Regions from separate parts of the Mus musculus genome. Here all the other regions are linked to region 3. Evidence: chromatin contacts called from ENCODE POLR2A ChIA-PET data. All regions are on one chromosome and are shown on one strand. The core of a region is the stretch at or near the end of the contact, and the rest is flanking DNA. Distances in the headings are between cores, read along the strand shown. Region 1 holds the start of Ltb4r2 (leukotriene B4 receptor 2). Region 2 holds the start of Mdp1 (magnesium-dependent phosphatase 1). Region 3 holds the start of Rabggta (Rab geranylgeranyl transferase, a subunit).

Region 1 (3,454 bases), core at 71-2,570, 39 kb before region 3:
GCTGTAGTTCCAGCGCGCGCCGCCTGGCCCGCCCCGCCGAGCCTGGCCAGGGGTCCTTCCGGCGGAGCGAGCGCGGCCACCGCCTGTAGGAGATTGACCGCGTGGTAGGGAGCCCAGAGCAAGCCAAAGGCCAGCACGATGGCGCTCACCAGACGACCCACCCGTGTGCCTTGTCGCCCCGAGCCCCAGCGCGCTCCTCGCAACCGCGCCAGCGTCACGCCATAGCAGCCGAGCACGGTCCCAAAAGGCAAGACGAAGGCAGTCAGGGTCTCCAGGCTCAGATGAGCAGCTGCGTGCACTGGCGATGGGTGGCACAGCTGACACACGCGCCCGCCCCAGAGGTGGCGGTAGACCGCGGCCGGGACGGCGAGCACCAGGGCGGCCAGCCAGACCCCCAGCAGCAAGCGGCGGGCCAGGGCCGGGCTGCGCAGTCGGGGAGCCAGGAAGGGCCGAGTGACAGCCAGGCAGCGCTGCAGGCTGAGCAGGCCGGTGAGCAGCACGCTGGCGTACATGCTGAGCGCGCACACGTAGTACACCGCCTTGCAGCCCACCTGGCCCAAGGGCCAAGCCTCTTGGCTGAGGAAAGCCACAAAGAGCGGCGTGAGCAGCAGCACCGCGCCGTCGGCCAGGGCCAGGTGCAGCACAAGTGTGGCCGCCAGTGGCCGGCCCGCCGTGGGCCGCCAGCCCGCTAAGCTCCATACTACGAAGCCATTGCCTGGCAGTCCCAGCAACGCCGCCAGCAGTAGAAAGGCAGTGCCGGTGGCCCGCGAGCCCTTCCAGCTCAGTAGTGTCTCATTCCCAGGCGGACGGTAGCAGACAGACATCCTTCTAGGGGGAGAGCTGCAAGAATCCAGGGAAGGGGACATTCAGGATTGGGGCAAAAGCCCACACGACCTCTGATGCTAGATGAGAAGGAGCGTGCCTCCCCCAAGTTCTCGTCACCTTGCCTCTCTTCTCTCCAAGAAACCAATTCAAACAGCTCCTTAGAACCTGTGGCTTCTGTCCTCAGTCAAACCTTCCCACCTTGGTATGTTCCCAGAGGTCGCTGGTACCAAGGCACTGGTGTTCCCCAGTTCCGTTGTAGACAGTCACTGTCTCCACTTCTGGCCTTCTGCATACCTGCCTCTGTATCTAATCTCAGTCTTTGTATCTCAGGGCTAAGGTGGCTGTAAGGAGTAAAGGAGAATGGGCAGATCTACTTACCCGCTGGGAGAGAACAGCATTGGGGGGCGCAGAGAGATTTAGGAAGGTGACAGGTGAAGCCAGCTGCTGTGGATGAGGTGCCTAATCCTGCCCCGTGCCTGTCACATTTGCGGAGAGGATGAGTCAAGAATGGAGAGGGACAAGATGGTGCTCACCCTGGGCCCTCCTTCATCCTACTCCTTCCCATCACTGACAGGCCCAGGCATGTGGAGGCCAGCCTCCCCAGGAAGCAGGATAAGGCTGAGGTGCAGAGAAGGCTCAGCCTGCGGAGAAGAGCAGTTGTACCTGCTAACGACTGCTCCCACATCTCCCCACCTCTGGCCCCAGTCCTTTCAGCCCACCTCCTGCAATGTTTATGTTCTATCTAGCCTCCATGGCTTGCAGGCAACAGAGAAGTAACCCAAACAAGGCGCTCTCCCAGCTGCTCTCCTTTTGCTTGTTTCAACCTTCCGTTCCTGCGGAGTGTCCTCTTCTGCTTCAGTTTCTTTGGGGGCCTGTCAGAGCCCCTCCACCCTACAGCTATTACTCAGTTGCCGGTGACATTTCAGTGTAATACATGATGCTCAGGCCTAAGGCTATGCATTTGGGTAATAAGAGCTTACAACCTGGTTTAGGGGTGGAGATCATAACACTGGGGAGGGACGGAACATATTAAGATCAGGAAGAAAAAAAAAAAAAGATCAGGAAGAAGGCTGAAGAAATGGCTCAGTGGCTAAGAACATTTGCTGCTCAGCCAGAGGACCTGGGTTTGTTTTCCAGCACCGTGTTAGGCAGCTCATAACTATTTGGAATTCTAGCTCAATAGATTCTAACACTGACTCTGACCTCCACCTCTCTCTCTCTCTCTCTCTCTCTCTCTGTGTGTGTGTGTGTGTGTGTGTGTGTGTGTGTGTGTGTGTGTGTGTCACACACACCAGGAAGAGGAGAACAATCCAATGCATTGCTCCCCATGACTAGCCATCAGGACCCTGAGGTATACAGAATACCTAAGGCAGAATAAAACTAGGGCATGCCCATTGAGGGAGGATTGCCCTAGAGGTGTTATACCCCTATAATTTGCCCTTGATTGGTGCCTGAAGTGGCCCTGGCTGGGGCTCCAGCTGGCATGAGAAATGAAGCTGGCTAGGTCACAAAGCTGTCCAGGCACTTTGTGTTTCTCAGGTGTAAAGGGCTGCAATATATGTGCCGCCACTAGATGGTGCTAAACCTCTTTGTGCGCAGCTGCGAGAACACAGCCAGCCAAAGCCACCAGTCCGTCTCCGGGGCTTTTGCCCAACCCCTGGGGGCTTTAACCTATCCCCAGGGTGCATGAGGATCATGGGTGTTGCTACCAGTCCTAGTTTAGACACGTCACCAAAAGTATTTAAGCCACACACTTTCTGAGCCTTCTTTGTCTACCTCACTATGTTTAAGAAGTAAAAGTTAACCGTGGAAGAACCTGGTGTGTCCTGTGTTTATTTCCCGCGGGACGGGGATAAGCTCGGGATACTCAGGACTCAAGAAGCTAGGGAACTAGGAGAGCCTTGGAGGCTCCCAGTCAGGAGAACAGGGACTGTGCTCAGTTAAGGGGTTTACTAACAGTAAATCTCAGTTTCTGTGCAATTATCCATCGTGGCTACAGTTAACATCAGACATGAAACCTTGGCCATCACAACTAAAATTCTTAGACTGAGGAGAGGCTCAGTCCTTGCTATACAAGTGTGAGGACCTGTATTCGGCACCCAGAAACCATCTTAAAGGGGTACATGGGTTGTAATCCTGGTGTTGGCAGATGGAAACAAGTGGGTTTCTAGGGCTCACTGGCCAATGATCCTAACCAGCACAGCAATTTCCAGGCCTATTGAAGACCTTGTCTAAAAGAAAGAAAGAAAGAAAGAAAGAAAGAAAGAAAGAAAGAAAGAAAGAAAGAAAGAAAGAAAGAAAGAAAGAAAGAAAGAAAGGAAGGGAGAGAGAGAGAGAGAGAGAGAGAGAGAAGGGAGGGAGGGAGGGAGGAAGGAAGGAAGGAAGGAGGAAGGAAGGAAGAAAGAAAGAAAGAAAGAAAGAGAGAGAGAGAGAAGGGAGGGAGGGAGGGAGGAAGGAAGGAAGGAGGAAGGAAGGAAGGAAGGAAGGAAGGAAGAAAGAAAGAAAGAAAGAAAGAAAGAAAGAAAGAAAGAAAGAAAGAAAGAAAGAGAGAGAGAAAGGAAGGAAGGAAGAAAAGAAAAAGAAAGATAAAAAGAAAATAAAGAAAAAGTTGTTACCCGAGGAACAATAT
Region 2 (3,778 bases), core at 140-2,639, 62 kb after region 3:
TTGGAATATTCTTTATTTTAAAACAGGTGTTTGATAGGTATCCCAGGCTGGCCCTGAACTCTTGTTTTGTTGTTTTTGTTTTGTTTTTGTTTGTTTGTTTTGTTTTTGAGACAGAGTCTATATAGCTCTAGCTGTCCTGGAACTTAGTATGTATACCACGCTGGCCTTAAACTCAGAGATCTGTCTGCCTCTGCCTCCTGAGCATTGGAATTAAAGGAGAAGGCCACCACACCCTTGAATTTTTAATCCTCTCTCCTTTGCCTACCTAGTAGGTGGGATTACAGGCATGACCCACCTGGCTTGGCTTTTCAACTGAAAAACATTTTATTCCATTATCCCAAATGATTCTGGATGGGTTGTGTCCCCTGCACACTGAGCCCAGGGGAATTATTTCTTCAAAGTTCTAAATACCAGTTTAGCCCGCTTTTGCACTCCACCTGTGAAGCAAGCTCAGGTAGTGTTTGGTCCTCGTCCCGTAGAAGGATCACTAGACTAGGAAAGCCTACTCCAATGTGGGCTTCGGTCAGTTCTAAGCTCACAAGTGCCAAGTGTTGTCACACTTCCTGACTCCATGTTAAATGACTCCCTTGGTAATTTGAAATCGGACATGGTAGCTAGCTGTGGTGGTTCACGAATGTAATTCCAGCACTTGGGAGGCTAAAGCATGAGAATCAAGAATTCCAGAGCAGCCTAAGTTGCATACCTAGTGAATTAAAGGTTACCCTTGCCTTCATAGTGAGATCCTACCTTGAGAAAGGAAGAAGGGGGGCGGGGAGAGGGGGCGCGGGCGTCTGCAGCAAGAATAGTTTCAGAAATTGGCAAGCACTACAAATCCATTTGTACAAACTCACATCTGTTAAAATACTGTTGCTGAGGACGGTAGAAACCAAAAGAAATCCTTTCCCAGGGCAGCCCTCCTAGCCCTTCACAGTGGCTTGAAGAAAGTCTCAAAAACCTTACGGACCCACCCCTTTATAAGACTAGATTTTCATTCATTGCCCATGCTGATCTCAACCCCCTGCCTAGGCCTCCTGTGTAGCTGTGGTTAAATCACTTTGGGGTGCAGACACTACATTCTTTCTGCTTATACTGTTGCTGAAGACTAGTTTTTTATACTGTCAAGATTCTGACATGAAGACAAGATGAGTGCAGAGTAATAAACTCATGAGATGAGGTCTCAATTTCAAGACAGAAGTGCACAAAGAAAGCTGTGGCTTCTCTAGTGAGAAGTGAGTTGGGTGGTGTAAGGAATACTTTGTGGCCCGCGCCTTGGAGGGAGGTGTGGTCGCCGGTTGCAGCTATTCTCCCCGCAGAGCCTCCGAAGGCGCTCTTGCGCTGTCGGAGGAGGCCGAGCGACGCTCTAGTCACCCGGGCTTTGCCGGTTCTCTGTGGCTCGCCCGCCGCCTACTTGGCCGCCATAGAATTGGGACACACTCAGCGCCAAGTTTGGATTTGCGGGTGGATCATGACGCGGCTGCCAAAGCTTGCGGTTTTTGATCTGGGTAAGGAACGGCAGGGGGATTTTATAAGGCGCTTCCCTTTTCCGCTCCCCGCGGTAGCTAAGTGTCTGCACTCCTCCAGCTTGAACCTTCTTCCTCCTTCCTCTTGCAGATTACACGCTCTGGCCTTTCTGGGTAGATACACACGTAGACCCCCCATTCCACAAGAGCAGGTGAGACTATAAGAGGTATGGGACCAGAAAAGACATTGCGGGAACTGAGCGTTCTGTCATATTCTCCAGCGATGGAACTGTACGAGACAGGCGGGGCCAGAACATCCAATTGTACCCGGAGGTGCCCGAGGTCTTGGGAAGACTGCAGAGCCTTGGCGTGCCTGTCGCCGCTGCTTCTCGGTGAGATAAGTAACTGTGCTGCAGACTCAAGTAGATGCATAAAGAAATTGCACTTAACTCCCTGAGTACCGAAAACTAGGAAGTGCAAATGTAAAAATATTTTCGTTGCTTTTCTTTCTTTCTTTTTTTTTCTTTTCTGTTTGTTCGTTTGTTTTTGTTGCTGTTGTTTTCGAGACAAGGTTTCTCTGTGTAGCCCAGGCTGTCCTGGAACTTGATCTGTAGACCAGGCTTGCCTCCAACTCACAGAGATCCACATGCCTCTGCCTCCCAACTACTAGGGTTAAAGACATGCGCTATCCACTGCCCGGCCTTCGTTGCTTTTCTATCATTAGCTTTCTGTACTTCTAAATTACTAAAGATTAGTTCAGCGCTAGCTATGTCGGAATCTCTGGAACTGAATAACAGGGCAAAGTTGTCCCTTTATCCCCTTATACCTAACTTTGCCTGCATCTCTGGCACTCCCCTAATGCATGTATTTAATGCCTTTTTTTTTTTTTTTTTTTTTTTAAGGACAAGTGAGATACAAGGGGCCAACCAACTCCTGGAGCTCTTTGACCTTGGCAAATACTTTATTCAGCGGGAAATCTACCCAGGCAGCAAAGTCACACACTTTGAGAGGTAGGCAGACAGCTGGTGTGGGAGCAAGTGGACTACAAAAGAAGTCAGCTTGACAAGTGGTTACCCCTGCCTTGTTCTTCACAGGTTGCACCACAAGACCGGAGTTCCTTTCTCTCAGATGGTCTTCTTTGATGATGAGAATCGGAATATCATAGACGTTGGCAGACTTGGTACTGAGTCACTGCTGGGGGGTGAGGGGGGGGGAGTTCTTAAAAGAAGATAAAGTAAGTGTAGGGTGGGTAGTATACGGCAGAGCCTTGAAAGTGTGGTAAAATGTGACTGCTCTTTGTTCCAGGCGTTACCTGCATTCACATCCGGGATGGGATGAGTCTTCAAACGTTAACTCAAGGATTAGAGACATTTGCAAAGGCCCAAGCTGGACTCTGAGGTCCAATCCTGTGGATAAGCCTCATCTGCAGTGTAAAACTAAAATCAAGAAAGCCTTGTCAGGGGCTCTTGTATTAAAGTGTCCACGTGTGACAGTCAGGGTTCTGCCACCGTATGGGTTGTTTCCATTTTTCTTTTCTTTTTCACAAAGATTTATTTATGTATATGATACTGTCATTGTCTTCAGACACACCAGAAGAGGGTATCGTATCAGATCCCATTACAGATGGCTGTGAGTTACCATGTGGTTGCTGGGAATTGACCTCAGGACCTCTGGAAGAGCAGGCAGTGCTCTTAACCACTGAGCCATCTCTCCAGTCTGTTTCCATTTTTCTAACATGTAAACTGAAGTTGTGTCCTGATTAGAGTGCACCAGGTTGTTGTTTCCTTGTGTTGGAACCCACCCTGAGACCTCCTCCAACGGTTTCAAATAGTGGGGTGCCATAACGCTGTGCATTTCTTTGTAGGGACTAAAAGTTAATACTGTTTGGAAATAAGGTTGGGGCCGGCCGGCCTTTTCTGGTAGTAGGGAGTAGCTCAGGAATGAGCCAACCATAGCACGAGGCTTTGTCCCTCCAAGGTTTTAATTGCGCTATATCCTGATTGATGATGTCATGGCTATCTATATCCTGGAGGGATTGGCCAAGGCCCTTCTCAGAATGGTGATAGTCTAGAGGAAGGCAGGCAAGCCGAGGGATAGAGGCGGGAGAGAGAGAGCAATGAATGGACTCTGGACTCGGCAGACTCTTTAGGAGGTGTGACCCTGGGAGACATTGGGCCTCCTGGGAGGTGCTGGCCAGAAGGGAATGGGAACAACAAGAGCCAGGCAAGAAGAGGCCCAGGAGACAGGCTGGCCTGAAAACCTTGACCCAGCCTGGCACCCTGTTGCCAGAGGCCAACCTTATCCAACCGCCTTGTCCC
Region 3 (3,522 bases), core at 926-3,425:
CATCTGTATTTCTGGTATCTGGTTGCATGTCTGAGTGCCTACAGAACAAGAAACAAGATCCAGAAGTTGCCAAACAGCAATAACAACAAAATATGGATGTTGAGGGGAGACTAGCCCAGAATCACGGCTGTCTTACCTGGTACTTACTACTACTACTTGGGTGGCCCTCAGCAAGCTAGTAATCTTTTTGAACCTCCATTTCTTGCATGTTTGTCAGGAAAAATAAAAATAATAACTATAATACCTTTGCTATATTATTATTTACTGAGTATTTATTCAATATAGTCATTATTCAAAGCACTTCACACCGGTAGTTTATTTAATCACAACATCAACTCAAGCATCTAGATAAATTTTTCTTCTATGATTGTTTTGTTGTTGGAGCTTTTTGTTTGTTTGTTTGTTTTGTTTGTTTCTTCGTTTGTTTTTGAGATTACATAGCAGAAACTAACCCGGAACTCCTTTTCTAACCCAGGCTGGCCTTGAACTTGGGGTTCTTTCTCTTGTCCCATGCCTTGAGGTTACAGGTGTTCTCTAAGACATCCAATCCAGCCTTTTAACTTTTTCACTTAACATCTCAGTGCATATCCCAGGCTGGCTTCAGACTCAGGGCCTTCCTGCCTCAGCCTCCCAAGTGCTAGGATTGCAGGTGTGAGCCACAAAGTTAGGCTGAGACGTATTTTTAATCACTCTGCTTTGGCTTCCACATGTGGTCCTCTGTGTGTGTGTGTGTGTGTGTGTGTGTGTGTGTGTGTGTGTGTGTGTGTGTGCGCGCGCGCTCACATGCATTAAAAATACAGAGCTCCCATCACAGTGCCAGGAGCAAAGATAACCAGTGACTCAGCTGTTTCCCCCACTGGGACTGAAGTACACAAGGCCAGAAGAAGCATCTCTTTTCTTCTAGAATACGTTACCTAAAAGAGGACCTAGAAAAGGGCTGGGCAGGTAGTGGATACTTTAAATCTGTCTCCATGGCTCACGGTGAATGAAAGTAGAGAGAACACAGGATGAAGAACATTGCAACAGCCTTAGTGGCAACTGCACTGAATGGTTATTAAAGAGACTAAAAAGCTTTGAGAACACTGCCACTTAGTGCAACAATGATGATAAAGCTGGCACTCAGAGGGGGGAGACGGGGGGGGGGACTCTTTTTTAGCTTTTAGAGTTTGAAATATCTCTAGGACATATAAGCGAAACTACATTTTTCTTCTTTCTGGTTTTTTAGACAGGGTTTCTCTGTGTAGCCCTGGCTGTTCTAGAATTCGCTCTGTAAGCCAGGCTGGCCTCTAACTCAGAGAACTGCCTGCTTCTACCTCCTGAGTGCTGGGATCAAAGGCAGTGTGCCACCACTGCCCAGTGATACTCAATTTTTAAAAAAATTAGAAACCTCACTATTATCTTAAACTCTAGACCCTCCTGTGTCGACCCCCTGAGAAGCTGAACATTACAAACAGCACCACTGCCTCTAGCTTTTGACCATGTCAACAAATACATATACTGCTATATAATTGTCACTATCATTATGCTTGTGGACGTCTGGACTGGAGAGAGGTTTGGGTGCCATATAGTAACCATGAATGTAGATGAAATCAAGAGAACAGGAAGGAAACCGAGAACTTTTGGCAGCCAGAACTCGCTGATAGCAGGTTGCTGGAGAAACTTCTTCACTTAGCCTGGAAAGGGACTCTAGCCAGCCTGAGTTTGGCAAACATGGCTCTGTCAGGCCTTGCCCTTCTCTCCACTCCCTCTGTCTTGCTAAAAACGTTAGATTGAGTTCCTAAAGCTAGCTACCGAGATCCGTTCCCTTATTCACCTCATCCTAACACAGGATTTCCCCTTTTACCTTTATAAACTGCCACTCTCCTATGGGCCATGCCTGTCTCCTCTCTATTCAAAGACAGTCCTTTGTCCCCTCTTCGAGAGAAATACCTGCCCCCCCCGTCCCCCCCCTCCCCTCTTCTCTTTCCCCTTCTCCATCTCCTGTCTTGTCTCTTATTCCTATACTTCGTCCCTCTAGGGCAAATAAAGCTCCTTTGTCCTGAAAACTTGGTCTTGGGGTGTCCTGAGCCGATACCAGTCCCTTCAAGGCTGCAGTTTGAGTTGCGAATGGGAAGAGCCAGGCCTGCAGGGGGCGCAGCGCCTCGTCTCCGCACCTCACACAGCACGGAGCCGCTCTAGCCACACTGGGACTCGGTGGCGGCCGGAGTTGCACGTCCTGGCACCTCCTCCCTGAGCAGGTGAGTTCGCCGGTGGAGGAGGGGGTGCAAGGGTCCACGGGACGGACGGACGGGCGGGCGGGCACTGCTCTCTATATGCGCGGCGTGTGCCTCGGCCCTGACGGGTGGGGCTTCGGAAAGATCCGTGGGGACGGAGGCCGTGGTTGTGGTGAGCGCTTCCTCCTGACCTCACAGTGCCAGCCGCCGGCCCCCTTTTAACTCACGGGGATCCTTATCCTGGGCCTGCTGGCAGCTTCCGGGAAACACCTGGGGGGCGGGGCCGTGTGGGCGGGGTTCTGTGATTGACATCTCTTTCGGCAGATTGAACGGGCTGCCTCCGGACCCCTCCCCTATCGCCAACGCTGAGCCGAAACCATGGTGAGAACCCTGAGCTCAGCCCCTTTCCCCTGCATGCCCATGCCCTCATCCCACGTGGCTATCTCGGCCGGGCTTCTGCAAGACTGCCCTTGCGAGGCAACCGGCGTTCATATTATCCTATCCTCATATCCCTGGTAGCATGGGCGCCTGAAGGTGAAGACGTCCGAAGAGCAGGCAGAGGCCAAAAGGCTAGAGCGGGAACAGAAGCTAAAGCTCTACCAGTCAGCCACTCAAGCTGTCTTCCAGAAGGTGGGGCCCTCGGAGGTAGTCCCCAATAATACAAAGACCAAAAGCTTGACCCTAGAGTCAAACTGTAGGGATCCAAATTTTGATTCTGTCTGTTGTTGCTGTATTGCCTTGTTCGAGTCACTGGAACTGCCTTCATCTGTAAAATGGAGCTGATGATTGCACAACCTGTGTACGAGTATTGCAAAGATTAAGTGAGAAAATACCTGTTAGGCCATGTAAGGTTTTGCACAGTACCTGTTGCATAGTGCCACTATTGACTGGTTCAGAGTTTATAATGTTTAACCTAGAGCTGGGGAAAGGCTGTGGTCCCTGACCCTATAACCTGTCTTCACAGCGGGAGGCAGGCGAGCTGGATGAATCCGTCCTAGAACTGACAAGCCAGATTCTGGGAGCCAACCCTGATTTTGCCACCCTCTGGAACTGTCGCAGAGAAGTGCTCCAGCAGCTAGAAACCCAGAAGTATGTAGTAGTTCAGGTCTCTGCCCTGGCCCTCGCCTGGGTGCAGAACTGGAGGAGGATTGGGGTAGCCGGGCATAGAGATAGGATAGTAGGGGGACCAGATACAAGAAGGGAGGGACAAGTTGGGGTTGGATGTTGGAAGGCTCTAACCCCCCTTTCTCTTGGGGTCCAGGTCCCCTGAGGAGTTGGCTGCTCTTGTGAAGGCAGAACTAGGCTTCCT

The links. ChIA-PET counts read pairs that join two places held with the same protein, here RNA polymerase II (POLR2A).
Region 1: POLR2A ChIA-PET joins it to region 3 with 20 read pairs in embryonic stem cell. The contact joins the promoter of Ltb4r2 here to the promoter of Rabggta in region 3. POLR2A ChIA-PET finds 5 or more read pairs at or near these places in 3 of 5 experiments (Patski and embryonic stem cell).
Region 2: POLR2A ChIA-PET joins it to region 3 with 11 read pairs in embryonic stem cell. The contact joins the promoter of Mdp1 here to the promoter of Rabggta in region 3. POLR2A ChIA-PET finds 5 or more read pairs at or near these places in 3 of 5 experiments (Patski and embryonic stem cell).

Annotation. Positions count from the first base shown.
Region 1 is chr14:55,759,294-55,762,747 of GRCm38, reverse strand. It overlaps Ltb4r2 (leukotriene B4 receptor 2), which reads right to left and starts at 1,320. Exons shown (of 2, transcript NM_020490.2): 1 at 1,204-1,320; 2 at 1-840. The coding sequence starts at 824.
Region 2 is chr14:55,658,062-55,661,839 of GRCm38, reverse strand. Mdp1 (magnesium-dependent phosphatase 1) reads left to right here and starts at 1,389. Exons shown (of 6, transcript NM_023397.5): 1 at 1,389-1,502; 2 at 1,612-1,672; 3 at 1,742-1,852; 4 at 2,363-2,470; 5 at 2,555-2,640; 6 at 2,766-3,778. The coding sequence starts at 1,466. The coding sequence ends at 2,857.
Region 3 is chr14:55,720,916-55,724,437 of GRCm38, reverse strand. Rabggta (Rab geranylgeranyl transferase, a subunit) reads left to right here and starts at 2,175. Exons shown (of 17, transcript NM_001360387.1): 1 at 2,175-2,237; 2 at 2,538-2,594; 3 at 2,733-2,843; 4 at 3,178-3,302; 5 at 3,475-3,522. The coding sequence starts at 2,592.